2 separate regions of the Homo sapiens genome follow, and region 1 is linked to region 2. A link is an interaction called in ENCODE POLR2A ChIA-PET data of the cell type or tissue named here. Cell type or tissue: OCI-LY7. All regions are shown on one strand. Links, peaks and the distances in the headings refer to the core of each region. The heading gives the core; the rest is flanking DNA.

Region 1 (15,214 bases), core at 4,106-12,105, 80 kb before region 2:
TGGCAATTGAGTGGTAGATGAGTGAGTGAATCACACAATTAAAAAATATTTCAAAGTATTTAGGAGACAGTGTTCAAAGATACATATATCTCTATATGACTAGGTAGTGCTTTCTGCATTTTGTTATCAGCTATGGTCGAATGTCAGTCTCGTTCGTAGGTGGCTCTTTTTCTTTTCAACTCACTCTGAGTCACAGTTTCAGCCCCAGCCTTCACTAACTTATCCACAACTTGCAAGCAGCTTTTGTCAATTTTAATTACCAGGAGGCTCTTCCCCTTTAGGCTAACTAAGAGGCTATTAGGTCCTTTCAGCTTCTGTAACAGCCAGAAAGGACAGTCCACCATTACCTCTGACTCATCTGCTTTCTTTTCCATGTGGCAGGAGAAGAAAAAAAGAGTTTTCAGTCACATTACATGTCTCAGTGTCAGCAATTCAATTGTTCCCTTAGCAACCATCGCTTTTACCGCTGGCTTTCTGAGACACACTGCCTTCTCAAAGAGCTGAGAGTCACAAAATATCTTGGTGCATGCCAGAAGCTGTTTTCTAAAAAGGCCAGTATGTCTTCTAGAGAAAATCCTTTTTAAAACAATGTTCAAACACAGCATACCATTTTTAGACAAGGGTGATAATGGGGACAACGCTGAGGAGATGATACTTCTTAGGGTCATTTGGCTTCCACTGAGATAAGGGGTGTGTGCAGTCACAGACTCCCTGCTCCCATCCCTGCCGGTGGATGTGATGGGTCACAGGGAACTCAAGAGTGGAGTGGAGGGAGAATGACTCTGGGCAGAAGCAATGCAGTGACTTTCCTGCCCATGGAGGGATCGATGGAGACACTGCTTTTGCGTATGAAGCATCCAAATTTACCATTTTCTTATCTGACTCATGGGAATATACTGCCCCTCCTATATTTCTACAGCCAGGTGACAACTAAGAACAAGGGATAGCTCAAAAGTGTGGTTTCCTTTATTATTCCATCCATGATTTATTTTCCAAGAGGACCTTGTGATGGTTAATACTGAGTGTCAACTTGATTGAAGGATGCAAAGCATTGTTCCTGGGTGTGTCTGTGAGCGTGCTGCCAGAGGAGATTAACATGTGAGTCAGTGACTGGAAGAGGCAGACCCACCCTCAATCTGGTGGGCACCATCTAATCAGCTGCCAGCTCAGCTAGAATAAAGTTGGCAAGAGAAGATGGAAGGGCAGACTTGCTGAGTCTTCCATCCTTCACCTTTCTCTCATGCTGGATGTTTCCTGCCCTGAAACATCGGACTCCAGGTTCTTCAGCTTTTGGACTCTTGGACTTACACCAGTGCTTTGCCAGGGGCTCTCGGGCCTTTGGCCACAGACTGAAGGCTGCACTGTCAACTTCCCTACTTTTGAGGTTTTGGGACTTGGACTGATCCACCACTGGCTTCCTTGCTCCTCAACTTGTAGATGGCCTATTGTGAGACTTCACCTTGTGACCGTGGGAGTCAATACTCCTTAATAAACTCCCTTTCATATATACATCTATCCTATTAGTTCTGCCCCTCTAGAGAACCCTGACTAATACCTGTCCTGTAATTAAAAAACAAAAAACAAATATTATCTGTTTACCACTATTTGAAAAGCAAGGACATCTCAGAATACAGAGATCATGTGAAGGTTCTCCAGAAAATATTTCTCAAACACTTTGAACAGGATGTGGAGTCTGTGATAATTCTATTTCACAGGCCCATCTCTAGGAATAAAATATCTTACTAACAACTTGATAGTTTTTTTTTTTTAATTAGTAAGAATAGAGAGGTATTTTAGCACTATTTAAGGGTACCTGTACTTCAAACAATTGATACCAAATCTCTTTAATGAAACTCTGCTAAATATTAATTCTTAAGTACTAGGAATTGGGTAGATTAATTACAAGATTCTGGTACCTGCCTTATTTTTATTTTTTACAACTTGTACTTCTACTTTTCTTTTAAATCAGTTATGTCAGGTCTTCTTTGAGAAGTGCAAATTAAGGAGATTTCCCTATATATAAATATTTCAAAACTGTTAACCCAGTATCTATTGACCCAGTGGGCTTTCAGAAAAGGGAGGAAATCCTCTGCTGTATTTTATAACCTGCAGGAGACTCCTGGCTGGTAACAGTGTGCCCCTGCTGCGGTGTTGCCAAGAATCCCAGCTTTGGGGTATGCATGTCTCCAAATCAAGATGTTTGGAAAGATTGCTTTTCAGGCCTATCCACTTCCTTAGGTTTTCCCAAAATAATACTAAGTTACCAAGAATGAAAAACCCAAACCACAAGATAAAGTTCTGACTCCACTCAGAAGGCTCTGAAGATAAGATCCACGGGCGATTTATCTTGCAGAGCCTATGCATAAACACATTCAACCATTCCCCACCCACAGAAAGACGAAGAACGATTTACTTTTCAGTTCAGAAAAGGAAAAGGGATTCATAACAATTCGAGTTTGCCTTCAGGAAATCAATACAATTTGTGACCGGGTGCAGTGGCTCATGCCTGTAATCCCAGCACTTTAGGAGGCCAAGGCGGGCGGATCACCTGAGGTCAGGAGTTTGAGACCAGCCTGGCCAACATGGTGAAACCCCATCTCTAATAAAAATACAAAAATTAGCTAGGCATGGTGGTGTGTGCCTGTAATCCCAGGTACTCGGGAGGCTGAGGCAGGAGAATCACTTGAACTTGGGAAGCAGAGGCTATAGTGAGCCGAGATCACACTACTGCACTCCAGCCTGGATGACAGAACAAGACTCCCTCTCAAAAAAAAAAAAAAAAAAATTGTTTTCTTATGACAGAAGAAGAATATATGTCTTCTTAATTCCTCTCTTCTTAATAAAAACCATCACTTCTCACTGAAGCAGGCAGACGTGTGTGGGTCTAATCTGTGGTCATTGAGCTACTGAAGAGTGGGGCTTTCCTAACATCTCTGGGTGTATTCCCTCACCTGCAAAGACAGGGGCTAGAATGAATGTCCTCTGGGGTCCCTCATGGCTACGATCTGTGTTTCTATCTACTTCCTCCTGGTGGACTGTGGAATTTCAAGGCCTTCAGCTCGTCTGTCCCCACTGTCCGCACCTTTTCCTGGAGCCCTGTTTCTGGGCACCCAGCAGCTGCCACATGCGATGTTCCTGCCTTTCAGTTGACACAAGCATTTCTTCCCACCACCAGCAAAGTCCCAGTCAGAGATGTGAAAGGGAAGAAGGAAAAAAATAGACACAGACACATACATGTGAATATATGCACATATAAAAATATGTGTTCTAGAGCAGATTCAGAGGACTGGGATAGCCCTGAGTTTAGTGCTCTGAGTCTCATCAAGGTAACTCTCCTTGGCAGGAAGTGACCCAGTGAACATCCTGCCCAGTTACATGGGGCCTCCCACACATCCTGTTCCTCACTGGGGAAGGCTTACCTGCCACCCAGCCTGGCTTTTTAGGCTAGAGTGACTGACCGATTGGGTATCTCCTAACCATTTCGCAGTTTCTATAATAAAGTTGTAGGGCAGCATGGCTCAGGAAGTGGCATGCTACCACCCAACCCCTCAGTCCCAATCTCACACATGTGGCCTTCCTAGTTCCTTAGCAAAACTATATGTTAAGGAGCTGCATGTCCCATGGTCGTTTGCCCTGAGTCAAAGGCTGATAGGAAAGCCTAAAGCTACTCACTTTCTGTTGTCTGCTTATGTAACAAACAGGAGCCAACTATTATTCCTAGGGGTTTTATTTTGGTTTGTTTTTGGGGCAGGGTCTCACTCTGTTGCCCATGCTGAAGTGCAGTGGTGCCATCTCAGCTCACTGCAACCTCTGCCTCTCAGGTTCAAGTGATTCTCTTGACTCAGCCTCCCTAGTAGCTGGGATTCAGGCGTGCACCACTAGGCCTGGCTAATTTTTGTATTTTTTAGAAACAGGATTTCACCACGTTGGCCAGGCTGGTCTCAAACTCCTGACCTCAAGTGATCCTCCCGCCTCAGCCTCCCTAAGTGTTGGGATTACAGGCATGAGCCACTGTGCCTGGCCTATTCCTAGGGTTTTTCACTTTCATTCAGGAAACAAGAAACAAAAATCTCCCCATGCTCTTGTCTCAGGTTTGGTCATCTACTCCTTTCCCCATCAAAAATGGGTCAGAGCCAGAATGATTCCCATGTTAGGTGGAGGCTTTGAGGCTGTGACTTGCTGTCACTTTTTAAAATAAATGAATTAATGATTGACTGCTGTGTGACTGCCAAAGTAGTACTGATGTTCATTGTAGACAATGGCTTTCTGGGCTATCACAGTGGGGACTGGGTTGGGGTATGGATATTGAAGGTGTAGAATGAAAAGGGGCAGGAAGGAACAATCAAAAGAGGAAAAAAAAATAAAGACCACCGTATGAATGTATGTAACTTATGCATATATACATGCATCTATTAAATCATATTAAAAGATTTGGAAAATGTAGAAAAGTTCAAGGAAAAAAATTAAGTCTATAACTTTGCTTTGCAGAGAGGACCCTTGCTAAAACTAGGATTATTTCATGGACCTTATTTTGTTTGTTTACATAAATGTAACATAAGCGTCCATTTCTGTAACCTGTCTTCTTTCCAGCTATTAATATATCACAGACCATTTTCATGGCTAGTAGCTGTGGGCCCCAGGCAAGGCTGAGCTCCTTGAATCATTCCAGGAACCACTGCAGTGATTTATTGCTTATTTTATGACGGAGGATGCAACCTTTGGTTTACCTGGGTTCAGTGATGGACTCACTCAGTCCTCAGAGCCTCAGAATTATAGCCTATGAGAGCTCATGAGTGATCCTGGAGATCAGGCCTCTCATTTCACAGATGAGAAAACTGAGGACTGAATCAGAGCCAAGCACAGGACTAGATCCAAATCTGCCACTCAAGGTCTATTTCACACATGCACATCCAAAGAAGGAAAAGTCTTCCCTTTCAGCAAACAGCCCACAAGAGGACTCGAGGTGGAAAGGGATGTGCAGCCTTGTACAGGATTTTACTTAGTGGTGTGTGCTCAGCCCCACCAAGGGGAAGGAGAGGCCACGGCTGGGGGACGGGGAGGGCGTGGGCTGGGGATTCGGCAGGATACAGTGGATCAAAAGCCCAGCTGCTCCAACACAGCAAAATACACACTCTACTATTCCAGAGAATGGGGCCTCAGGTGTTGGAGGTGTTAGCTCTGCCTTCTTTGTGAAGAACTGGGCCACTTCTCAGCCCTCTCCTCAGCTGCCACCCTGTTCAGGGCCACCTTCTGTCTCCTGGATTATTGCAGGGGCTCCTTACTGGAATTCCTGCTTCCACTCTGCCGACCACAATCCTTAGGCTGAGCTCTTACAAGAGCCAGCCGGACCCTTTTAAAATACAAAACTGCTCGAAACCTGCAGTGGCTTTCTATCTTACTCAGGCCAAAAGGCAAAGTCCTACAAGTATCCACAGGGCTCCACCCTGCTCATTTGCTTCCTGGTCCTCCCACTACTTTTCTCTCCTGTTTACTGGGCCCCTGCCATGTTGGTCCCCTTAGTGTTTCCCAAACTCATCTCCACTAGAATGTAAGTTCTAGGAAGCCTGGGATTTCTGTCTGTCTGTTTACTTAGGCAAGCCCCTTGTTGCTAGTCATAGAAACTAACTACAGCTAGCTTAAGGGGGAAAAGGAGACAATTTACTACAAGAACTCATGAAATCTAAGGGCAGGAGGGAAGCCTGGACTCAAGAAAGGATTGGAGCTCTGGGAAAAGGCTCTGCTCTCCTGTTGGCCTCTGAACCATAGAATAGGATATGACCACCCTAACTCCAATTCATTTATTTAACTATTAACTTTTTTTTTTTCAGACGAGGTTTCATTCTTGTTGCCAAGGCTGGAGTGCAATGGCACGATCTCGGCTAGGTGCGATCTCGGCTCACCGCAACCTCCACCTCACAGGTTCAAGTGATTCTCCTGCCTCAGCCTCCCGAGTAGCTGGGATTACAGGCATGAGCCACCATGCCTAGATAATTTTGTATTTTTAGTAGAGACAGGGTTTCACCATGTTGGCCAGGCTGGTCTCAAACTCCTGACCTCAAGTGATCCGCCCACCTCAGCCTCCCAAAGTGCTGGGATACTACTAATTTTTGTGTATCGTAGTGGCAGGCACTGGCGTGGGTGCTTGGGCTGCATCAGGAACAAAGCTACATTCTAGTAGGAGAGGTAGACCACGAGTGTAACCAATGAGCACTTATAGCTTGTTAGATTATAAGGGTTGTAGAGAAAGAAGGATGGGGTGGAGTAAGAGGGGATCCGGAGCAGGAGGTAGGGGTGCTGTGGGCAGGATGCACTTTTAAACATGGGCAGAGTAAACCCCAGGGAGAAGGTAAGACTTGAGGAAAGACTTCTGGTCACCACAGAGACTGACTTGGAAACCCCCAGGTGTCCACCTCAGGTTCAATCAACTGTCACTAGGGAAGGCAGGGTCCCACGAAGCAAGCATGGTTTCTGGATGGGGTGGAAAGGTGAAAGCCATTCCCAGAGAAGAGGGAGTTATCCTGAGCTGGAAAGACATCTCCAAATGTATCTTCCACTAGGGGATTTAGGGACCCTCTGTTCTTACTGCACATAGAGTGCCTGCAATGACTTTATAGCTTGCTTTTTTTTTTTTAAGTTGTACTCAAATTAAGCTGTTCAGGTGACTCGCCTGTTGGAGGTCTGTGGTAAACCAGACACCTCGCCCCCCACCCTCACCCCGCAGTCCTGCCGCATTTGTGGGAAGGCGGTATGCTGCTAATTTCCTGCTGAATTGCTGAAGACAAGAGGATAGAAATGGTGATATTGTAAGGAAACTTGCTGAATGCATATTGACTCAGAATGACTGAAAATTATGCACCACATCCCCAACTGACAGGCTGTTCCTGCCTCTGGGGCAGGGTGGCCCATTTGCAGGACAAGTGAACTCCTTTCTCATCCCTACCCTAAGGATTTTCTCCTTGAAAGAGCAAAAAGTCACAGAGAATTAAGGGCTTGAGAGGGAATAAGGGATGAGACATATTGGAGGACATAATGGCAAAAGCTATGCGATTTGGGTTATTTCCTTGTAAGGGAAAAACAAAAATAGGAATGGAAAATTTGATAAACCCCAAGTCCTCCACTGCTTTGCAAGAAAAGCCTGAAAGAATTTTGAGTCTGGAGGACGAGCTCAGAGGACCCTCATATATTTACAACCTTATCTGAATTGTTACCCTTTGAAAAGGAGAGAAGTGATAGTTATAAATTGATGAACTTAGAAATGTCAGGGCCCCATTATTAGAAGCAAGTAATGTGAGACTCTTCTGGAGTTTCATGTAGCTTACTATGGCTGTGAGGTCATGGCAGAGCTCTAGGCTGACCTCTGAGTACAGAAATCTCTCCCCTGCACTTCCCGTTTTACAGGATTTGCAGGCAGCCGACACTAAAGTCTTGACATGTGGAACTCCTTGCTGGTGGAGAAAGATGCTGCAGGCAAGGTGGAGACAGAGTGAAACTAAAGGATGTTCTTTGTTTGCCATGGCCAAAGGAAGAGTGTGTGCATGTTTATGGCTCCAAGTCCCCAGGGCGTTTTTATGGGGGCCGCCTGCCCAAAGCCATCCAAACCTGAAAGAAAGTCCCATTCTGGCTCACACCAGCCTAAGGGAGCTAGAGCCTCCTGGGAGCTTGTTGGTAAACAGAAGATGCATTGTCCCTGGGTCACCCATGATTGTCTGCCTCCTGACAGTAAACAATTAATGCATACAATCACAAGCAACACTGAAGATTTGCATGAGTCAAAATTAGGAAAATGTCTTCTGATTTGCCTTTGAGTCTCAAGAGAATACTAAGCATTGACTAGCCTGCAGATCTTGTTATATTTACCTGGGCTTCCCTTCCACGGTTTGAAGCAGATCCCTCAGAGGCTGCCTCCACCCACGTGTGACCTCTGACCACAAGGGACCATATAGCAAAGACTTCAGAAGCATTTTGGAGAATCCCAAGGCCCTGAGAGATTGGTCTGTAAAGCTAGGGGACCTTGGCTTTATAAACCCAGTAGAAAAATATCCCCATAGGTTTTCTGGAGCAGAAGGAAAGATTCCCAAGTGCAGCTGGCTCTCTCTCTACAGAAAGTTCCATCTGAGGAGCCACCGGAAGTTCTGTCTGCTGCACCTTGGCACAAAGCCCAAAGATCAGACTTCAACAAGCCGGTACCCTCTGCCTCAAGTAGGTCCACTCCCTGTGCCGTGCAGAAGCGTGGAACCCAGGGCTGCCAATTTGCCACATGCTGCTCACTGCTCATTTTACCATTGTCCAGTTTGGGCCCCTCCCAGGAACCTGGGCTTCACCTTGCCACTGTAAAGCTGCTTTCTGTAGAAGTAATATGACCATAGCACTTTCGCTTTTCAAACTGTTTGCCTCCCATATTTCCCAGAGACCTCTCTGAGTTCCTGGAAAGATGAATAAGAACCTGCCAAGCAATGCGTCATCCTGTAGATGCACAAGAACACAGGGGACTGCTGTACTCAGGGGCCGGTGGAGAGTCCCAGGGTGAACTGGCTGCCCCCACTCAGTTCCAGACAGCACTCGGGTGATATCTTCAACATCAGGATGACACTTTTTCTCTTAAATGACATCAGGGAGTTGTAAGGGAGCAGCAAGTGAGTAATACTTGAAGCCTCTATAAAAAGAACGTGTAGGGATTATGAAAAATGTATATTCTTTCCTGTGTAGATTACTCCAGCCTATTTTTGTAGGAGGTATAGAGGCAGTGACTCTGTTGGGAAGAGCATAGGCTTTAGAGCCATGTAAACTCAAGTTCAAATCCTAACTCTGTAATTTCCTCATATATAGTCGTGGGCAAATCATTTACCATCTCTAAGCCTCAGTTTCCTATCTGTGAAATAAGGACAGTGATCATCTTGCAGTGGGGATTATTGTAACTGGATTGGAAGCAAGGTAGAAAAGTCAGCTAGCACAATGCCGGGTACACAGTAGGTAGTCAATAAATGGCAGTTGCAGCTTCTGTTGCCATTTTAAATAAAAATAGTGGCAGTAATGAAAGTAGTAAGAAAAAATGGAATGATCTGGGAAGGTATATTCAGACACTTTCCCCAATGCCAGAGAAGCAAGTTAATAGATTATGCAGAAAGACCTACAAAATGTGGTCATCAGTGTGGGCTGGCCTTTCCTAACCCTCATTCCTTTTTCTTTCTTTTCCACTGTGGGGACAAGAAAAGCTAAATAGCCACTTTTCCAGCAAAAGATTGCCATAAGATATAGTTCTGGCCAAAAAGATGTGGGCAAAGAGCTTCTTTCTTGATAAAAACATGGCTAGTGCAACTTTTACTTTCCTTCCTCCTGCCATGAATGGAGGCATGAGGCATGGAGCTAACATGGCCACGTTGTACCCATGAAGTCATGAGCCAACGTGGTTAGGGTGTCAGAAGAGAACGAAAAAAGGCCTTAAGTTCTTACCAACATCGTTGAGCTGTTGCATCAGCCTTGAGCTGCCTACTTTCAGACTTTTGTGTTTTGTTTTGTTTTGTTTTTTGAGATGGAGTCTTGCTCTGTCACCCAGGCTGGAGTGCAATGGCGTGATCTCGGCTCACTACAACCTCTGCCTCCCAGGTTCAAGCGATTCTCCTGCCTCAGCCACCCGAGTAGCTAGGATTACAGGCACCCACCACCACGCCCAGCTAATTTTTGTATTTTTGGTAGAGATGGGATTTCACCATGTTGGCCAGGCTGGTCTCGAACTCGTGACCTCACGTGATCCGCCCGCCGTGGCCTCCCAAGTGCTGGGATTACAGGTGTGAGCCACCGTGCCCGGCCCAGACTTTTTAGTTTTGTAAGAAAAAATACCTTTCTATCTATTTCAGTGACTCAGATGGGCTTTCTGTTGCTTACTGCTGAAAACGTTCTTATCTGATAAAGAGTTTTGTGATAAGCTTCTAAAATACCTTGCTGACGTACCAGAAAAACTCAGTCACTTTGACTTCCTAATCACACTCTCAAGAGCATTAGTTTTGTAGACATTAGATAATCCTAACTATTTTAGTGAAAATGAATATGTATCTATGAATGTGTGTATATACACATATATTTATATAGCAGTTTATTAAATCTGAGAGATTTGCTTTAGATGCAATTCTTGACCTTTAGTGTGCACATGTGCATCATAATCACAGTGGAATCTTTTAAACACACCCATGCCTGGGCTCTAACCCCAGAGCTTCCAGCTTCACACACCTCTAGTGAGGGCAGGGCATTACAAAATTTTAAAGCTCCCCAGTTACCTGTGTACCAAAGGAGAACTACAATGGAGCCCTCCCTAACAGGGACCCAAGCTCAGCAGACTCTGTCTCCTACATAACTAACTCCTCCAAGAGTCAGGTTGGAAAGGTACAATAGCTTTATGGGCAGCCTGGCATAGCTCTACTATTTTAACTCAACAGAATTATTGTACATAATTACAAAAAGTTATCAAGCTTCATAAAACACAGAATTATTGTACATAATTACAAAAAGTTATCAAGCTTCATAAAACACAGAATTTATATGCAACCCTCTACTGTAAATTATACAGGTTTCTACTTTAATTTTACACAGCACATGGTCTAGATTAACCTCATTCAACCTGTGTTGAATTCTGATATTTCTGTGCAGGGACCAGAAATACCAGAATTGCTGCATTATTATCTTATTTTACTAACTCAGTTAACCATGATAGAAATTCATATGCTAGTATACGTCCCATGAGCTAAGCCCAACATAATCACATATGGCAGAGCAGAGCTATCTTGATGATAGGCAGGCGGCTGACTCTTCGCCTTTTGAAAGGTTGCTATAGTGTGTTGCATCCCTCACAATGTAAAGTATCCATATGGTAAGATGAGAATCCCTCACATTGCTGACCCACTGCATGTTTTCCTCTGAATTTTAAATTTTTTTACACTATCTGTAGCTTCTCTGTCAGAGTTACCCCCTTGCTTATATTTCCTGAATAGATTTTAAATGAGACATTTATGTGCATAAAATAAATATGTATAAATATCTGGAGGATTTTTGTTTTTTGTTTTATCCAGTAGCAAAATGTTTGTTTAATGGGACAAATCTGTTGGCTTGTCAATTAAGCTTCAATTCTAATATAATCAGTAGAAGTTATTGCTAAAAAATCTTAGGAGTGACTTATTAATGCCAGTATAATAATACATGGAGACCAGACATGGTGGCTCATGCCTGTAATTCTAGAGCTTTGGGAAGCTGAGGCAGAAAGATCACTTGAGACCGGGAGTTCAAGAACAGCCAGGGCAAATATAGCAAAACCTTGTCTCTACCAAAAAAAAAAAAAGCCAGGAGTGGTAACACACGTTTGCAGTTCTAGCTGTTCAGGAGGCTGAGTCAGGAGGATCGCTTGAGCCCAGGAGTTCAAGGTTACAGTGAGCTGTGGTCACACCACTGCACTTTAGTCTAGGTGACACAGTGAGACCCTGTCTCCAAAAAAAAAAAAAAAAAAAAAACTGTGGAGTACTGTGTTAATTCCTTCATCAGCCCACCTTTGAAAAATAATTAGTAGGATTCACAATATAATATCTGTTGGTGCAATTTATGGCAACCCATCTTTACATTGCATTTTTAGTTTTCACTAGTAGTAATAATGGTATAGCTTCGAAGAGTTCTAACTGTATACCAATGACTATGCTCTATTCTTTATATGAATTATTTTATGTAATCCCCACTACAACTCAGTGGGAGAAGGTACTGTTATTATGACCATTTTACAGATGAGTAAACTGAGTTTGAGAAGTTAAATTACTTGCCCGAAGTCCCAAAGCCAGTAAGTGGTAGAGCCAGGCTTTGAACCTACATGTGGCCGATGCTAAAGTCCACCCTCTTAACCACTGTGCTCTGTTAGCACCATTTATTATCCATATTTGTCAACCATATTTTTCTCTGAGACATGTTGTAAGAATCTTTGTAACAATTATCCTATCATGAATCACCAGCAATAAACCCTCCAGTCACATTCTGTTTCAGCCTCATCTGTCGGTCTATCAAATCCTTTTCTTTTCATTTCTTTTTTTGTTTGTTTGAGACAGAGTTTCACCCTTGTCACCCAGGCTAGAGTACAATGGCATGATCTCGGCTCACTGCAACCTCCGCCTCCCGGATTCAAGTGATTCTCCTGCTTTGGTCTCCCAAGTAGCTGGAATTACAGGCACCTGCCATCACGCCCGGCTAATTTTTTGTATTTTTAGTAGAGATGGGGTTTCACCATGTTGGCCAGGCTGGTCTCGAACTCCTGACCTCAAGTGATCCACCCTCCTAGGCACCCCAAAGTCCTGGGATTACAGGCATGAGCCACCCCACTCCCAGCCTATCAAATCATTTAAAACCAGCAGTGGATCTGAATTACACTTTACTTGTTTCTGTGACTGTATTTGTTGTAAAGTCACTTCCATAGCTGCTGGTGTGATGGAAGGAGCACAGGTTTTGGAGTCAGATGTTTTATGTGGCTCAGGCTGGAAACATAATCTCTTTAAGCTATAGTTTGCACATCTATGAAGGGGAGGTACCTTCCCACACCCGGGGAGTTTATATGATGACTAGACAAGCTAGCGCATGTCAGAAGTGCTCTGAGGCCGGGCACGGTGGCTCACGCCTGTAATCCCAGCACTTTGGGAGGCTGAGGCGGCAGATCACTTGAAGTCAGGAGTTCAAGAACAGCCTGGCCAACATGGTGAAACCCCGCCTCTACTAAAAATACAAAAAAGAGTTAGCCGGGCCTGGTGGCAGCTGCCTGTAATCCCAGCTACTCAGGAGGCTGAGGCAGGAGAATCTCTTGAACCTGGGAGGCAGAGGTTGCAGTGAGCCAAGATTGCAACATTGCACTTCAGCCTGGGCTACAGAGTGAGACTCCATCTCAGATAAATAAATAAATAAATAAATAAATAAATAAATAAATAAATAAAGTGCTTTGAGAGCAGTGGTGTGAGACACACATGTTATTTTTAACTTTCTTTTAACCCAACTTCCTGACAAGTTTCACTAATTCATGGCCACAAATCTCAGATTGGCCTTCAGTGATGCCTCATAGTCCTATACACTCTCCACATCTCTTAACTCTTTCATTCTTCAAACTAACTATTTCACATCTCTCTTCACATTGTCCCCACTCCAATTCTAGCTGGCGACCTTGCCTCACACTTCATCAACAAAACTGAAACAACCAAAAAGACCTCCCTCATCATGTTGCATCCCCACCACCACCCTACGGACCTGATGACCTTTTCTTATTACTAAGGATCAAGTGTCCCACAGAAACCAACCAGCTTTCAGCTCCCATCATCCTTCCCAGGGACTTTGTTTCTCTCTTTCTTCTCTTCAGCATCACCCATTTTACTTTCTCTAACAGATAGTATGATCCTTTACCTCTCATATTAAATAATAGAAAGAAAAAAGATTAACTCTCTTGACCATGTATTCCTGCCCAGCTCCCACCATTTTACTTTGTTCTCCTTCACAGCAAACCTTCCTAAAGTCCTTGATTATTATCACTGCCTCCACTTCCTCACCTCGCATTCTCCCCTCAACCCACTTCTGCTGAGTTCCAGCCCCTTCGCTCTTTATGCTGCAGAGTCCAACCTGCAAGCCCTGTCCTCATCACACTTGAGCTCTCAGCAGAAGTCGGCAGCCTTTGCCACTCCCTCCTTTTAAAATCCTTTTTTCTCCTACCCAGCAACACACTCTCCTGGTTCTGCTTCCCCCTTGCTAATTGCCTCTTGTCCAGCACTTTTGCCAAATTTGCTTCATTTTCCTGACTTCTGATTCTTCAAGTAGCTCAGGATTTGTGCTCTGACCTCTTCTTCGTCTGCACTCATTAGTCTCACTCAGTGTCGTGGCTTTAAATATTATGTATATACCCATCACTCCCTCTCCCTCGCACCAGCTATTTGAACTCCTTGGCACTGCCACATGGATGTTAAGCAAGTATCTGAAACTTGTGCCCAATCAAAATTTTTGATTTTCCCTCCCAAAGTTCCTCCACCAGTCTTCTCTATCTCGATATATGGCACCATCATGGTACCACCAACTGGAGCCATTAAATGGTACCATTTGCTTATGACAAAAAATCTAGAAATTATCCTTGATAACTTTCTTTGCATCACCCTCACATCCAAACCATTGACAAAACTCTCAAGTTCACCTTAAAACATAGGCTGAATCTATCCATTTATCTCCATCCTCTGCCAACACACATTGGTAGAAGCCATTATTACCTCTCCTGTGGCATACTTCAACAACCTACTAACTGATTTCCTTGCTTCATTTTTACTTTCCTATGATCTCTTTTTAACATAATAAATGGAAGAAAGGAAAGCTCTTCCTTATAGTTGAATTCCAAATAATAAACATAGAAGTGATGTATTTAGAAATTCATCAATGGGTGCTAAAACTAGTAAAAGTTTGATGAGCAATAGGATATTTACATAGTCTCAAAGAAACTCCTCAGGAATGACTTATTAATTACAAAGGGAAAATTAGTCACTTTAAAGAGGACAGACTTGGGGAACATGGCCTTAAGCAAGTGATCAAAGCTAACATCACCAGTATTGGGACAAACAATACTCACAGGTCCACATGGCTGGGGAGGCCTCAGAAACTTACAATCATGGCAGAAGGCACCTCTTCACAGGGTGGCAGGGGAGAGAATGAGAGCCAGCAGGGGAAATGCAAGATGCTTATAAAACCATCGATCTCGTGAGAACTCACTCACTATCACGAGAACGGCATGGGGGAAATAACCCCCATGATTCAATTACCTCCACCTGGTCCCACCCTTCACATGTGGGAATTATTACAATTCAGGGTGAGATTTGGGTAGGGACACAGAGCCAAACCATTTCACTGTTCTTGCAAATTTCTTGTAAGTTTGAAATCATATCAAAATGAAAAGTTTCCAAAACACTATACTCATCTGGCCATGTGATTTTTCTGCTTTCTGCCCCTCAGTAGCTTCCTAACTTCTTTATAGTAAAACTCAATGCCTTGCCATGGCTTACATAGCCCTCTGTGATCTGGCCCCTGCCCGCTGCTCATGTCATGCTGTATCATTCTTTCTCAGCCTCCTAAACCAGGTGTCGACAAAAAGAGTCAAACTCTGTAAAATATTTGAAGAGATTTATTTTGAGTCAAATATGAGAGACCATGGCCCATGGCACAGCCCTCAAGAGATCCT
Region 2 (15,214 bases), core at 4,721-12,720:
AGAACACAGCTCAAGGCAGGTGCCTAAACCCAGGTCTGAAAATAGCCTGGTCCAGAACCTTCTGGTGATTGCAAGTGTTGATATTTATGGTCTCCAGAAACAGGTTTAGTTGTCTTCTGGAAAATGGGCAGTCTTGTGTGAAAAAACAGGACAAAGTTATGGTTTCCTCATGCCCTTATCTGGGCTTTGTTTTGCCGGACTTCGTGTGAGCCCTAATTAGCTGGTCTCCACCAAGCCTTTTGTGGGGCTGAGTGAGGTGGCCCACTCGCTGACCTGGGGAGTTGGGAGTGAAGAGCTGGAGCGATTGCTGCGTCTACCCCTTTCTTCTGCGGCAGCTGAGGTCCCCAGCAGAAGGGCTCCCCTGAGAACCAAACCCCAGCAGAGGAATTGTGTGCCTTGACATCCTTTGCTGATGACTCAGGCAGTATGTCATTTAAAAATCCCTGAAGGTTTTTGAAAAGAGAGAAAGGGAAATGGATGTGGAATGAATGCCTGTTCTATAGTGGGCAGTGCCTCATTTAATCTTCCCCAAAGTTAAATTATTTTCCAGGTGAGGAAACCAATACTCACGGAGAAGCAAGATCAATTAGAAAATATGGATTAGGATATAGAGAAAGGAAGCTCCCCTCTCCCTCACCCTCCCCTCCCCCAACACTCCCACCCCTACTGCCCCCCAAAAACGAATGCCGACATCCAGGCAACTCACACCAGAACAAAAGTACTGTGTTTTCCTAGTGGTGCCAGCGAAGCCTCGAGGCTGGCAAACAGAAGCCTATGGCAGCATCCCAAGATCTCCTCCCTGTCCTGTGTCCAGTCGACTCCAATGCTAAAGGGAACCTATGACTCTTATATTCCACGTGGCGTGGCTCTCACCAGTCCTGCTTCTTCCTCACAACTTCTCTCCTCGTGGTCTTCTTATCCTGTGTCTTTTCCCTTCTTAATCACAGTGTTATAGATAAAGGGTCCCTCGCCTCATGAAATCCAGTCCCCAGCTGATTTGCTTGCCTGGCATACAACTTTTAAGTACTCTCCACTGCAGTCTATAAAGCCAGGACAATAACACTCACCCTCACACCTCAGGATTTTGCACATTAACTTGTTAATGGTTTGGCAAACATTAGCCCCACCATAAAGGCTGAGATAAAACTCTGTCTTCCCTTTCTGTTCTTTTTTTTTTTTTAACTAAAGCTAAAAATCTTCTTGTGCATTAGAAAGCTGATATTTTCTTTATGATAACTGTAAAAATCAGCAAGTTGGATGCACTGGGGAAAAAAACCAAATTGCACATACCTGTACTTCACTTTTTATCTAACCAAACAGTGCAATGTTATGGGGACACAGATGCCTTCTCTGTGTAAGTGATCGTCATCTAGAGCTTGACATCCCTCATCCATCACACTGCCCTCTGTGCATTTCAGGGCTTGGAATAAACAAATCTGGGAAGCCATATATGTTCTTGTTGTCTAAGTTCATTTCACAGCACATTGGTTAAAGTGGATTTTTAATATGTCATCCACATTCATGTCAGTAAGCCAGTCTGAGGAGCTAATGAAGGTGTGTCAGTTGAGGGAGGACTGGCTACCTCAGTGCCCTGATTCCTTGATCCCCTGGGGCTCTCTCTCTGCACAATTCTACCCCAGCGTTACAAACACACACTTTCCTGGCCAAACCTCCCTTGAGTCAAGGCTGTCAGTCATTCCCAGCCCAGCAGTAGTTTTACAAAATGCACAAAGGGTAATTACAGAAAGACCACCCCCACTGATTTTCATATGTAATCTTACCTTGGGACTGGAACCCAAGCCCCCACTTCAACTGCTTCCTATGCAACTTAAACTTGGCAAGCACAATACCATATAACTGCTTGGAGGGGGAGAAGAAAGCAGGGGGTGGAGGTGGGAAAGGGGAAGTTCAGATTAGCACAGCCTTGATCTTGAAGATTATTATAAATCCTTTAGCACTGTTGAAACAATTAGATCACTTGATTGGCCTTAACATTCCTCATCCCATAAATTAGCCTGGTGGGTGCCTCCTACTGTTAAGCAATGCATTACATTGTTCCAACACCAACATCTGGCTAACAGAGAACAGACCAATTTTAATTTTAGCTCTTAGAAATTATACCTATCCCAGTCCTTATGATAACCTCTATAATGAATACGTAGAAATGTGGCTTTTGTCATTAACATTTTATTTGAAAAATTCCTTTTGTTCTAGGTATAACATGAATAAAACTTCTAAATGGTGCTCAGTTTCAAAAGTTGTTTTCTTCCTCAAAATTTGCAAGTAGATATTTTCAAATGGTAAATTTCATTGAAAATAGTTTATTTCAAACATCATCTTTTACAAATTGCAAATACTAATACTTCTGAGATGCGAATATTGACACAGCATAAAGTACAATGCTTTCTACCACTATAACACTAAAACAAATAGAACATATGTTCCCTGATTCTTTATAATTCTCCTAAATTATAAAACCAAATAGACATATAAGCACATATATCAATCATTGAACCCACAAAAGTAAAAAGATAGTGTCAGGTTCATCATTAATTTTCACCTATATTTGAGAGAGAGATGAGACGAAGAGTGATATACAGAAAAGAGAAGGTGAGAGGGAGAAAGAGAAGGCAAGGAGAGAGAAAAAAGAAAGTAAAACTTTGCAGGGGCACCAGGGTGGCACTCACTGAGGAGGAGGCACTGCCCCCGCTACATCCCAGGAGGGCAGAAGCAGCAATGGGATCTCACAAGAGGGGGCAAAAGGTACGTGATAGTAATCAGCCCTAAAACAATGCTTTCTATGTGCCAGATACCCTAAATGCATGAATTGCTTTAATCCTCATAACAACCTTATGAGGTTTAAATCCATTTTTGGATGAAGACATTAAGATACAAGGAGGTTAAGTACCTTGCCCAAGGTCATACAGCCAGTAAATGGCAGAGCCAGGATTAGAACCCGGGAGACAGACTCCAAGAGTCCATGCACTCAGCACCATGCTGTACTCCATCCCAAATGTGCTGGAATTTACCCAGCCGAGTTACTGTTGCTCCATCAGACCAGCCGCCTGAGAGGATCTGCCTCCATTCTAAAGACTGTGCCCCTGCTCAGCCTCTGGGTCACTTCCTTTGAAACTGTCCTGAGACCTGTACCACATTCCTTTGCTCTTTAGTGGTGGCAAGTTTTAAACCTCTTGAGAGTGGATACGACTTTTTGGAACTGCCGAGAATCAGAGGCATGCATAGAGAACAGAGTGAGCTCTGGAAAATAATTTTTAGATTATTTTCTAAAATTATTTTTAGATTAAAATTATTTTTAGATTACGATTATTTTTAGATTAAAAACAGAATGATGTTAAAGGTAATAAAGTAGTTTCCTTTGTGGCCCAGGAATTAGCTTTGCTAGTAACAAAAGCATCTTAATCTCCAATTGTATTGGCAATTGTATACGACTAAAATTTGCATGTAAGGATCATCTAGATCTTCTGGAAGTCTGCTTGTTTTGACCACTTTCCAGTCATTTCCAGACTCTGCTACTCACTGTGTCCGAGGAGACTTTCCACTAAGCTGTAATATTTATCTTTAGTATAGTCTTTTGTACCCTCAGCTTTCCTACAAGGGCTTCTAGAGCATTCTTGTCTTTCCTGATAAGCAGAGAAAGTATTAGGTATAATGACATTGGTAGGACTGAAATAGGAATCCTGATCTTTTAAACTCTGATATCTAATGAGAGATATACCAGGAGATAAAACAACTTCAATAGGCAGACTCCACAGGCCATAGTGCTCGGGGAATTCTCAATTCTGATGCAGGGGCATCAGTGTTGCTTGCTCCAAGACTTATTAGTTCATGCAGCATTAATTAATTAGAATCAGGAGAACTGACTCACACTATACACATTAAAAACTGATGTATAAACTGGAGTAGACATTTATTTGTTTGTTTGGGGGGAATTGTCCTTCTCATAACTATACAACCTGTTGTGATCAAGTACAGTGTATTTATCCAGTATGTTAAAACTTATTTCTGTCTTTCTGGATTTCAAGGCCTTTAATCATTGGTTACCGCATCATCACTTAAGACAGTAGATATTACAATGGATTAGGTTACTAATTCTGCATTAGGTTATCTGCATTATCCATTTCCTTGCATTATTATCTGTGTTTGGTCACCTTAAATGGGCTATTTCCCAGCCCATGTGTAACTCACCTCTTGATTTGGACCATCACACGCTTTCTCAGTTGATAATTTTTGTTCTTTACTTGGTTAGAATTCAAGTATATAGTACTAGGCTTAAGCCAAATAAAAGCAAAATGTTTAACTGTTCCCTCCTCACTAATAACAATAACAATAATAGCTGGCATCTGTTGAGTTCCTCTTATTGCACTTTGCAGGTATTAAGTCATTTAACCCTCACTACTACCCTAGGAGGTAGTTTCCGTTATTATCTACATTTCATAGATAAGGAAATTGACCTGAGAAATAACTTTCTCAGGGTCACAGGGTGAGCAAGTGTCAGTAAGTGTCAGAGCTAAAATGCAAAAGCAGTTTGATGCCCACACGCTTAACCACAACACTGAATTACTCTCTTAGCCTCTTTGCAACTTGGGTGTTACTACTACTACTACTAAAAAAAAAAAAAAAAAAAAAAAAAAAAAAAAAGGAAGTAGCTGTTTTTCTCACTTGCCCTGACTCTAGCTAACCGTTCTTGACTTCTTTGCATTTTATCCATGCAGAACAAAGCTATATTTGTAATCGAACTCCAGATAAATAAGTACCTGTTCTTTAGCAGAGTCAAAATCTGAAAATGTTTAGCTGAAGCTGGTAAAATATTTAAATCCAATAACGTCCTGAATAGAATGTAAGGATTCTTTCCTTTGTTATCAAAACCTAAAGGCATCCATAGGTTCATTCCATTCTGCACTTCAGTTGTTTCCTTACAAACTCCCCACCCTCACCCCTACCCCTAGTTTCTGGGGCCACCAGATAGGGACAGCACCTCCTGGGCAGGAGAACGTGGAGCATAGTGGCTGCGCACACAATCAGCAGTGAGTTAGCGGAAAAGACCACAGAAATGTTGGGCATCTGGAATTATAGTTCGTGTCTGACTGAGAAATCTTAGGAAGCCCATTTAATTGTTCTGCCCCCGTTTTCCTCTCTTTGAAATGGTGTTAACAGTACTTGCCTCTGTCTACCTTATGCAGGGACATTTGACCCTCAAGAGGCAATGTTTAGAATAGCACTTTGCCCCCCAGGGTGTATAATCCAAATAGAAATCACATTTGTTGTATTATTTTCTGCTGCTGTATACCTGCATGAGACTATTTTTAAGTTCGTTTCTTTTAGCCTACTTATAGCAACAGATAGATTTTGAATGTTGACCTTTGCACAGCCTTAAAGAACATTATTAAACAAAGCAAATGGCCTCTCAGTGACAGCTGAGATGTAGTGGGAGGACTCCCAGGTGAAGTCAGGGTGTCTGGGTTCAAGTCCTGAGTCCAGGTTCTAGCATCTGAGTTGGATGCCACTGAGGAAGTCACTTACCCTCTCTGGGTCTCAGTTTCTTCATCTGTACAATAGGAGCACTACTTTGGAGTTCTGATGATTGCACAGGGGAATGAATATGAAATGGCTTTATAAAATGTCATAAACCTTCCAATGTTCATACTACCAGTAGGCAAGGAGAAGCAGAAAAGCCTCAGGACTGGAAGAAACATTTTGATGTTAGCATAGATGCTTGGGGCTCTTGTTCAAATGTAGATTCCATTGATCTGGGGGCAGGTATTGAAATCTGACATTTCTAAAATGCCATGGTTCCACAGGCTAACTCCCAGTCTCCTTTTCCCTGGTTTAAAATGTTCATACTATTCCAAGAGAGCTCAAACATTATCTGGTCCAATTCTTTCCTTTTACAGGTCGGAAAACTAAGGCTCAGAGAGGTCAGATGACTTCTCCAGGGTTGACTCCTCACACCTTCTCTATTTTCTCCAACTTCTGAGTGGTTTCTTACAGCAGGGGGCACAGGCTACCTCTGTGGACAAGGAGCTCCTGAAAGAATGGAGGGGGAGTGGGTACTATTTTAGGACACTAGTCAGTTTGCACCTCAATTGTGTTCTCTGTGCAAAGGAGAAAGGTCTATTCTTAGACATCAGCCAGAGCTTGGAAGAAGTAGACTCAATCATTAAAGTAATCCATGCACACCTCGGTAAGTTAATACAGTCATCCATAAAGGAGCTGGGTAGGAAGGAAACAACAGGTACTTTGAAGGGTTTACAAAATGTATTTGTACCAGGGCCATGTAAAAGCCATTTCCAAGCCAAGAGGAAGGGCATTTATTATTTTCATTTAACATTTATTGAATAAAGTGTGTTGCAGAGCAGGCTCTTATAATCTGAGCCCCCTTTGACTGTGTGCATAAGCTTTTCAGATACCTGCAATTTCTTCCTCTTACTTAGAAAGATGATTATTGAACTGCAAGAGGTAAGTAAACATTAGAAGAGATCTTGGAAGAAATCTGTTAAATAGTTCAAGGGCTCTTCCTGGCAGAAGGAATCAGATACCTGACCTTCAATATATCGCAAAAGACTCCAGCAGAAGGAATTGGACCTTCAAATGTTCATACTACTAGTAGGCAAGGGGAAACAGAAAAGCCTCAGCACTGACTGGAAGAAACATTCTGATGTTGGACTAGATGCTTGGAGCTCTTGTTCAAATGCAGATTCCATTGATATGGGGGTAGGTATTGAAATCTGGCATTTCTCACAAGCTCCCAGATGATCTAATACTGGGTTAGTGACACCACTTTGAGTAGCAACTTCATTCTGTATGTATCCATCCTTAGCTATCACTGGACAGTCTGCAAGCCTTTCTGGGGCTAGCATTAAGCAAAAAATGTAAGTTGATAAAGGTTGCCCCTCAATAGAGGAGTAACAAGTATTACCTCTATCACCAAACATAAAATCTGAAAGTCCTAAATAATATTGAGGAATTTGGAATTTAATATGTCACTCTCTCCAGGGATACTTGCCTTTGACTAACAGCTGGCAGGAGAGGAGACAGCTTAACACAATATTCCTCCAGAGGTGCCATTTCAGGTATGAAGGAAGTGCTGGTGAGAGTCCTATCTTAAGGGTCATGCCCTTTCTAGCATCCCACAGTCACTTTTAAATATTCCAACTTCAGAATATGTCTCTGAGTCCTACACCTGAAATAGCCAAAGCAGATTTGTGTACAGCTCTCTGTATCCACGGGTTTCACATTCATGGTTTCAACCAACTGTGGATCAAAAATGTTTTTAAAACAATATAATAAGGCAAAATAATACAAATAAAAACTATATAACTATTTATATAGAATTTATATTGCATTAGGTATTATAATATTGTATATATAATAATGTATTACATATATTCTATATAAGTATATAGAATTTATATTGTACTCGGTATTATAAGTAATCTAGAGATTATTTAAAGCCTATGGGAGAATGTGCATGGGTTACATGCAAATACAATACCACTTTATATAATGGACTTGAGCATCCCTGGATTTTGGTATCCAGAGGGGTCCTGGAACGAATCCCCCACAGATGCCGAAGGACAACTGTATGTGTTGTATAGGCACTTGAGCAAATTTCCAAGTGTAGAATTTTAACCAACTAGGACAAGGATCATGATAGCTTAAGCAGCTCTGTATCTCCTAGAGTACCTAGCGTAATGCCTGGCTTAAAATAAACTCCTAATAAATATATTTGACTGAAGGAGATGGTGAGTAGATATCTATTCATATCTCTGAGGAAATATGGTGATTGGAAAAAATACTATTTAATTGGTTTTCAAAGCAAAATTACAGAATAAACTGGATAACTATTTTTTTCCTCAAACCATCAACTGATTCCATATAATTAAACTGAGCCTTAAGCCATACTCAGGAGGAGTTCAGCTTCAGCCTCTGTTCTACATGGAGAATTTCTTCTGGTGTTAGGGGACTCATATGACAACCAGTATGTCACACAGGACCACAAAAATTCCAATACTCTAAATATAAAGTCTTCACAAGACAGTTGATCCAGTATGACAGTGGATCAACAAGTATAAAGACGAACTGAACTGACACAGAGAGCTGTACAACCATCGAATAAATGGTTATGGGGTTATCTTGATTATGAATAAATTTATTTCAATTTTTCTTTTTGCATCAAATATTTGTTATACAACAAATTCAAAAAACTTATTTTTTTCCAGTTGAAGAAGTAACTTCAGTTTTAAGATAACAGATAAAAAAACATTTTAAATCACAAACTGTGTTAAATATTTGGGGAAATAAGTTAGGCCGACCTCAATGGAAGCCAAACCTAGAGTTATAAAAATTGAATTGTCTCATATACAGCTGAATCACATATATTTTTTCTAATCAGCTTTACTGAGGTGTAATTTAAAGTGTGCTGCTCGTTAAGCTTTGACAAGTGTATACCATAACCAAGTTATAGAACATTTCCATCATTTCCAAATCTTTCCTCATGCTCTTTTATGGCCAGTCTCCATTGCATCCCAAGACCACCTCCCTGACAACCACAGATCTGCTTTATGTCACTATAATTTTGCCTTGTCTAGATTTCATATAAATGAAATCATATAGTAGGTATATGATTTTTTCTTCAGCTTCTTTCACTTAGCACCTTGCCTTTGAGATTCGTTCATTGGTTCCTATCAGTTCCTTTTTATTGTTAAATAATACTTTATTGTATGGATATATCATAATTAGCTTATCCATTTACTAGCTGATGGACATTTGGGTTGCATTCAGTTTGGGACTATTTCAAATAAAATTTCTATAAACATTCAGGTATAGGTCTTTGTGTAGACATAGCTTTTCATTTCTCATGGGTAAATAGGATTGGCAAGTCATATGGTAACTGTATATTTAACTTTATAAGAAATTGCCAAACTGTTTTTCTGAAAGTGGCTGTGTCATTTTGCATTTCCATCAGCAGCAGATGAGAGTTTTAGTTGCTTTACATTTTCACCAACACATGGTGTTGTCAGTGACTTTAATTTTAGCCATCTAGTGTATGTGTAGTGGTGTTTTGTTGTTTTCATTTTCCTAATAACTAGTGATGTAAGTATTTTTAATGTACCTATTGGCCATTTGTATATCTTCTTTAATTAAGAAAAATTAATGGTTTTAGAGTAAAGGTGGCCCCGCTTCAAAGATTGGTGAACTGAGGCCAAGAAAAGAAAGTATAAACTCTCACATTTATTCCACAGAGCCCCTGAGACAATGTCCTTGGGGAAGAAGTGAAAGGTTTTATTAAATAGAATTCATTTAATTAATGGCTAAAATTAAAACTGGTACATGTGAATTTCCACAATGTTATATATTTGATAGTCTATATATGTGTGTGTGTGTGTGTGTGTGTGTGTGTGTGTGTGTGTGTGTGTGTATATATATATATAGTCAACATAATGGAATAATTTTCAAATGAGAATAGACATCTAAATCCTAAATTAAATGATGGGAAGGATAACCCCTTAATGCTAATTCATAATACAAAAAATTCTAGTTTGGGTCAGACATTGAACATAAAGAGAATATAGCACAGTGGTTAAAAGTGCTGGCTCCAAAGTTGGACAGTGTAGATTCAAATCCTGGCTCTGTTACATGTGGGCATGTAAGCCAGGGTGACATATTGAGTTCTCTGAGTCTCAATATCTTGGTGTATAAAATGAAATTAATAGGCTGGGCACGGTGGTTCACACCTGTAATCCCAACACTTTGGGAGGCCAAGGTGGGCAGATCACTTGAGTTCAGGAGTTCAATATCAGCCTGGCCAATGTGGTGAAGCCCTGTCTCTACTACAAATACAAAAATTAGCCGGGTGTCGTAGGGGGTGCCTGTAATCCCAGCTACCTGGGAGGCTGAGGCAGGCGAATCCCTTGAACCTAGGAGGCAGAGGTTGCAGTGAGCTGAGATCACACCACTGCACTCCAGCCTGGGAGACAGAGGGGAGAGTCTGGAAAAAAAAAAAAAAAAGAAGAAGAAGAAGAAAGAAGAAAGCAAGCAAACAAGCAAGCAAGAGAAAATAATAATAGCTACCAGGAAAACTTGTTGAGTTTAACACATGTTAAGTGAGAAGGAAGGAAGGAAGGAAGGAAGGAAGGAAGGAAGGAAGGAAGGAGAAAGAAAGAAAGAAAGAAAGAAAGAAAGAAAGAAAGAAAGAAAGAAAAGAGAAGAGAGGAGAAGAGAAAAGAAAAGAAAAAAAGAAAAAAGAAGAAGGGGAAGGGGAAGGAGAAGGAGAAGAGGAGGAGGAGGAAGAGAAGAAGAAGGAGGAGGAGGAGGGGAGGGAGGGAGGAAGGAAGGAAGGAAGGAGAAAAGAAAAGAAAAAAATAATAGCTACCATGAAAACTTGAAAATTTGTTGAGATAACACATGTTAAGTGTTTAGAATAGTGTCTGGCATGTAATAAATGCTCAATAAACATTAGTCATTGTTATTATTATATGGACACTTAAAAGCACAGAATTGCAATAGGTACATATCAAAGCCTCTGAGCTAAAAACATACACAATTCACTCTGATAAATAGGCCTTTTACAAGCCCGACACTTGGAAAATGTCTATTTTCCATCTCAAAACATGTTTAACGAGGATTCGTTCTGCAAAATCATCCCATGTAATATGCTAGGTAAGTTGTCCTCCTTTCTAACAAGAGCAAGCACCAAGAAAACAAGGCTGAGGATAAGGTTTCCCGAAAACAAACCCCATAATTTGACCCTCTTCAACCCAAATAGTTGGCCAGTGGCTCCTAAGGAGTTTCTTTATGACATCCTGGACATGAGGCCAATGGCTTTTGAAGCAGCAGCTCCTATTCTACAGCTATACAGTAAGGTTAAAAAAATAATAAAAATTTTAAAAATCAAAAACTTTTAAAAAACACTAATAATTCAATATTGCATTTAAATTAATATTTTAATAATCATTTCAGTATCTACATTCTTGTGGAAAATAGAACACATATGTGTCAGATGGTTATTCATTAAATCATTTCCAAATGCTAGGACCCTTGTAATCAGTCCAAGTGCCCCCAAGGTCTGGAGCTCATACATGGTGAAACTCCATGCTAGAACACACATACAGATTTTCTCAGCCATGGCTCTCCTAACAGGATTTTTTCCATGTTGTGTTTAATGATATCCTCTTGCACTAAGATCACAACGTTTTCCCCGAGAGTTTTATGTTTATCATGGGAAGTCATTGTAGAATGTGTGTACAACCCACAGATGACACTGTGAAGGCCTCCCAGCACAAGGGAGACTGATTCCTTCAAATATACCAATTCTGTTTGCGTTCTTGACTGTGGCTTCTGACTTCTTCCTTCTGATTCTATCAGATCCCTTCTGGAGCTGGTCCTAATTGCTTTTCACAGAGGATGCAAACTGGAAAGTTCCTACCTATTCAGCGAAGGCACTCCAAGTCCTGGGCTCTTTTCTCCTCGGGGGCAAAGATGAGACTTCTCTTCTGTAGAGATCACAGGTGCATCTGTACAGGTTGGAGTGCTCCCCCAACCCTGGACCCCTAGGAGCAGCCGTGATTTGTGACACAAGGCCCCACCCGTTGATCTACTCTTCACACAGCCGTGGAGAGCCAAGAACTGGGAGGGAGGTGAGTCAGTGATGAATTTTTCTTGAACAGCAAAGACCAATTGGTGGTTCGCCTTTTTAGTAAATTCCAAGATTCTGGAGTCATTTAAGTCCAAAGGGGAAATTTGTGAGACTGGGGGAAGGGGAAGTAGTGAGAAAATAGAAGCAACAAAAATATGCCTCCAGTGTTCTCACTGCTCATTAGACCAGCACAGAGCCAGTTCTTGTATGGCCTGAATAACTGGTACTTTTTATAAGCAACTGAAGAGCTATAAAAAGCTTAACATTTAAGAAAACAACAAACAGCTGTGGCTAGTGAGCAAGGAAAATCTGAAGAGTGAGCCTGTCTGGGTGGCAGGAGGTCACACTGCTTCATGAGGAAGTACTAAAACATCACTAACATTTGCTACATCAGTGTGTTTCCCTGGTTGGTCACACTTCTCCTTCCCCCCACCTCAGCCCCACTCTCCTATCAAAATAGAAGAACAAATATACGTCACCAGAATGCTCAGCAATTATTTCCTGAAAACAGCATTTCTTTTACATGCGCTTAATCATGTGTTAAGCAGCGGTACACACGAGGGGATCCTGATCAACAGAGTGAGCAAACACCCATGTGTGAGTTTGGTTCCCAATGCATTTGGGCTGAGCCTCACTGACCCGGGACCCCTGGGCTTAGTTCACGTGCACCTTGAGGTTCTGCACAGCTGCCTTTCCCTTTAACGGAAAATGCCATCTGCAGGACCAGAGCTAGCAACAGGCAGCAATAGCTCTCCCAACTTCCTCTCATACTAATCCATAATAAGCTCAATGATAAGGCAATTACCAGTGGGAGGCAGTAAGGTAAAGTGATCAAATATATCGGCTTTGGCTTCTCAATTCAAACTCTAATGCTTACTACTGGGTGACCTTGAGCAAGTTAACTAGCCTTTCTGTGCATTAGTTTCCTTAATAGTAAATAGTAAGTCAAAATTATCTTCCTCTGGCCTTCAGCTGAGTCTTAGGTGGGCTTGTTAGACAATGCTCTAGGCTGACTTTGAGAGGCACACAATCATCTTTCCTTATTTCCAAGCTTTAGATAACTTTTCTTAACAGCACATAATAAATGTCACTTGGGACAAATAGAAAGTGAACAAGAAAGTGGTAGGCCTGAATTCAATCATATCAACAATTACGTTAAATGTAAGTGGACTAAACACTTTTAACAAAAAGGAAGAAATTGTCAGAGTGGACACAGAGCAAAATTCAAAACTAATACATTTCCTATAAGAGATACACTTTAAATGTAAAGATTCCAATCAGTTGAAATCAATTGGATGGAAAAAAGATACGTTATGCAAACAGTCTATATAGGAAGGCTGGAGTGGCTTTCATAATATCAGATAAAGCAGACTTCATTACAGAGTTTTGCCAGAGGAAAAGAGGGGCTTCTCATAATCACAAAAAACATGACAATTACAGATGTATATGTACCTAATAACAGCTTCAAAATACACAAAGTAAAAATTGACAATCTAGACAATTTACAATCACAGTTAGAGATTTTACTCCCCTCCCATAGCAATTGACAGAAAAACTAGACAAAATATCTGTAAAGATGTAGAGGATCTGAATAACACTATTAATAAATATCAGCTGCTATAATTTTCTCTTTCGTTTGATTCACATCTTCAGACATCTGCAAAGCTGCCAGTTCTGGCCCTCTAGACTCTGTGAGGAAGCCACTAAGGCCACTGTCCCTTCAGGAGACACAAACACATGGATGGCATCATGCTGCAGGAGACTTTCAGAGCTTAGTCTATGGAGAAAATGCTGAATGGTGCAAGGCTGCATCTTTTTTCCTCCTGAACCTGTTTCATATGAATCGATTCTAGGATCACCAGTCTGTCCCCACAGTCATCCTGCCATCTGCTAGGCTTGGTAGCTGTTGCCGGAACACTTAGGATCCTTCCCTAAGATGTCTAGAGTGTCGTCACAACAGATGTTTAACCATCAAATTCCACACATGTTGCCTAGGGCAAGTCTTCCATATGAGGACAATGCTGGAGGTCATGTGGGATTTAAGAATCTTTGAAAGTGTCCATAGCAAACGAATTTATTATATTTTGGCTCTGTCTTTTAGGTGAATTCTAAACAAATATAGCCCTCATTTATCTTTATATCCTTTACCAACTACTCTGATCTAATTGAAGTTTGTCTTTGAAGGAAAAAAATAATTGACAAAAAGTTCGTCCTTTTGAAGAGTGTGAAAGATGAGGTTTCTCTTTAGAAATCTTTTCTACCAAGGGCTGTGTAGCTACATTGCAGTATTAGAGCCTCTGGGGAATTATATGTGTGATACAATGGCCTTCTTATCCCAGGTGAATTGGGCAAAGGCTTCCCCAAATAACTTATTTTTCATTCACTTGAGACACATAAAGTTTCAGTTAAAGGATATGCACACAGAGAATTTCACATTTCCAAGTTTTGTGGCTTCTGTATGTTGGCATCTCTAACCACCATCAATCCCCTTTCCAGAAATTCCACTCATCCCAGCAGCCGTTACCAGGCTGAGGCCACAATGGAGGGCAAAAGCTAGGGGGTATGAATGTGGGCCATTAGAGGGGCCTTTGCAAAGGTTCTCTTTAAGATCCATAATTTAAATGGATACCTTTTGTCCATTCAGGCACAGATGGGGATAACAAAAGATCATGGCATTAATGAGGTAGAAAAGCCATTTCTGAATTGCGAGGGCTCTAGTCTCAGGATGGCCTCCTAACACAGCAGCACTCCCAAGAAAGAAGTGCCTACTACATTTCAAACCCTTCAACTTTAATCTCGTCGACAATTTTCATGTTTTCTCCTTAAAAAGCATTATGAGCATACACCTCCCAAATGACAGTACCAAAACCTAGTCAGCTACAGAAAGCTTGGCCATTGATAAGATATATTTCCCCTTCAAGAACTTGTTCACCTGGACTCTTCCTCCATGGATATACCATTAAAAATATACAATTCTAATATTCTCCACTTCTTTAAGAGAGTATTATACTTTACTGACCAAAAGGAGAATCCAGATGAGTATTATGTTTTACTGACCAAAAGGAGAATCTAGATCATCCCATGATTAATCTTTTCAATGCTCTGGAAAGGCAAATAGGTGGCAGGCACAAGGGGAAAGTGCTTACATGAACACATTTTTTACTGGAACTTGTCCTATTGCAAAGCTCTTCTGCCAGATTCCATTAGGAAATTGCAAGCAGATTCATATATCCAAGTGCTCCTCTCTCTCCTACTCATAAATATATAGACATCATATGGCAGGGAGGGGGGATGAAGCTGATTCTCTCATGGCATACCCTTGCACAGCAGACGTGTAGGCAAATGCAAATACCGAACATAGTAGTTCATGCATATGTGCACATGAATATATATCATGCTATTACTACTCATCAATGAGATTCCAAGTAGCTACCAGAGGGGAGAGAAAAGTCACAATCAATATAGCAGTACTTCAGAATGTCAATTAAAGACAGCGATAAGAAGACAGGCAGGCTGCCCCCAGCAATACAAAAATAACAGGAACACCTAATGATTGAT

The links. ChIA-PET counts read pairs that join two places held together with the same protein. Peaks named below come from ENCODE experiments on the same cell type or tissue, not always from the same donor. Only the 100,000 strongest peaks of a DNase experiment are listed, where the experiment ranks them.
Region 1: POLR2A ChIA-PET joins it to region 2 with 28 read pairs; 2 of 35 experiments call an interaction of 5 or more read pairs at or near these places.

What each region holds. Positions count from the first base shown.
Region 1 is chr6:90,451,786-90,466,999 of GRCh38, reverse strand. No RefSeq gene overlaps it. Among named protein-coding and RNA genes, the nearest start is that of MAP3K7, 130 kb to the left of the region's middle. In OCI-LY7, for the core only: no CTCF peak of the experiment used is centred there; DNase peaks (open chromatin) are centred at 7,389, 7,879 and 8,149; H3K4me3 peaks cover 1,191 bases.
Region 2 is chr6:90,372,771-90,387,984 of GRCh38, reverse strand. No RefSeq gene overlaps it. Among named protein-coding and RNA genes, the nearest start is that of MIR4464, 68 kb to the right of the region's middle. RefSeq lists an enhancer at 1,675-2,269. In OCI-LY7, for the core only: CTCF peaks have their summits at 5,009, 5,210, 6,033 (motif pointing right) and 12,467 (motif pointing right); DNase peaks (open chromatin) are centred at 5,064, 11,104 and 12,114; H3K4me3 peaks cover 5,459 bases; H3K27ac peaks cover 7,487 bases.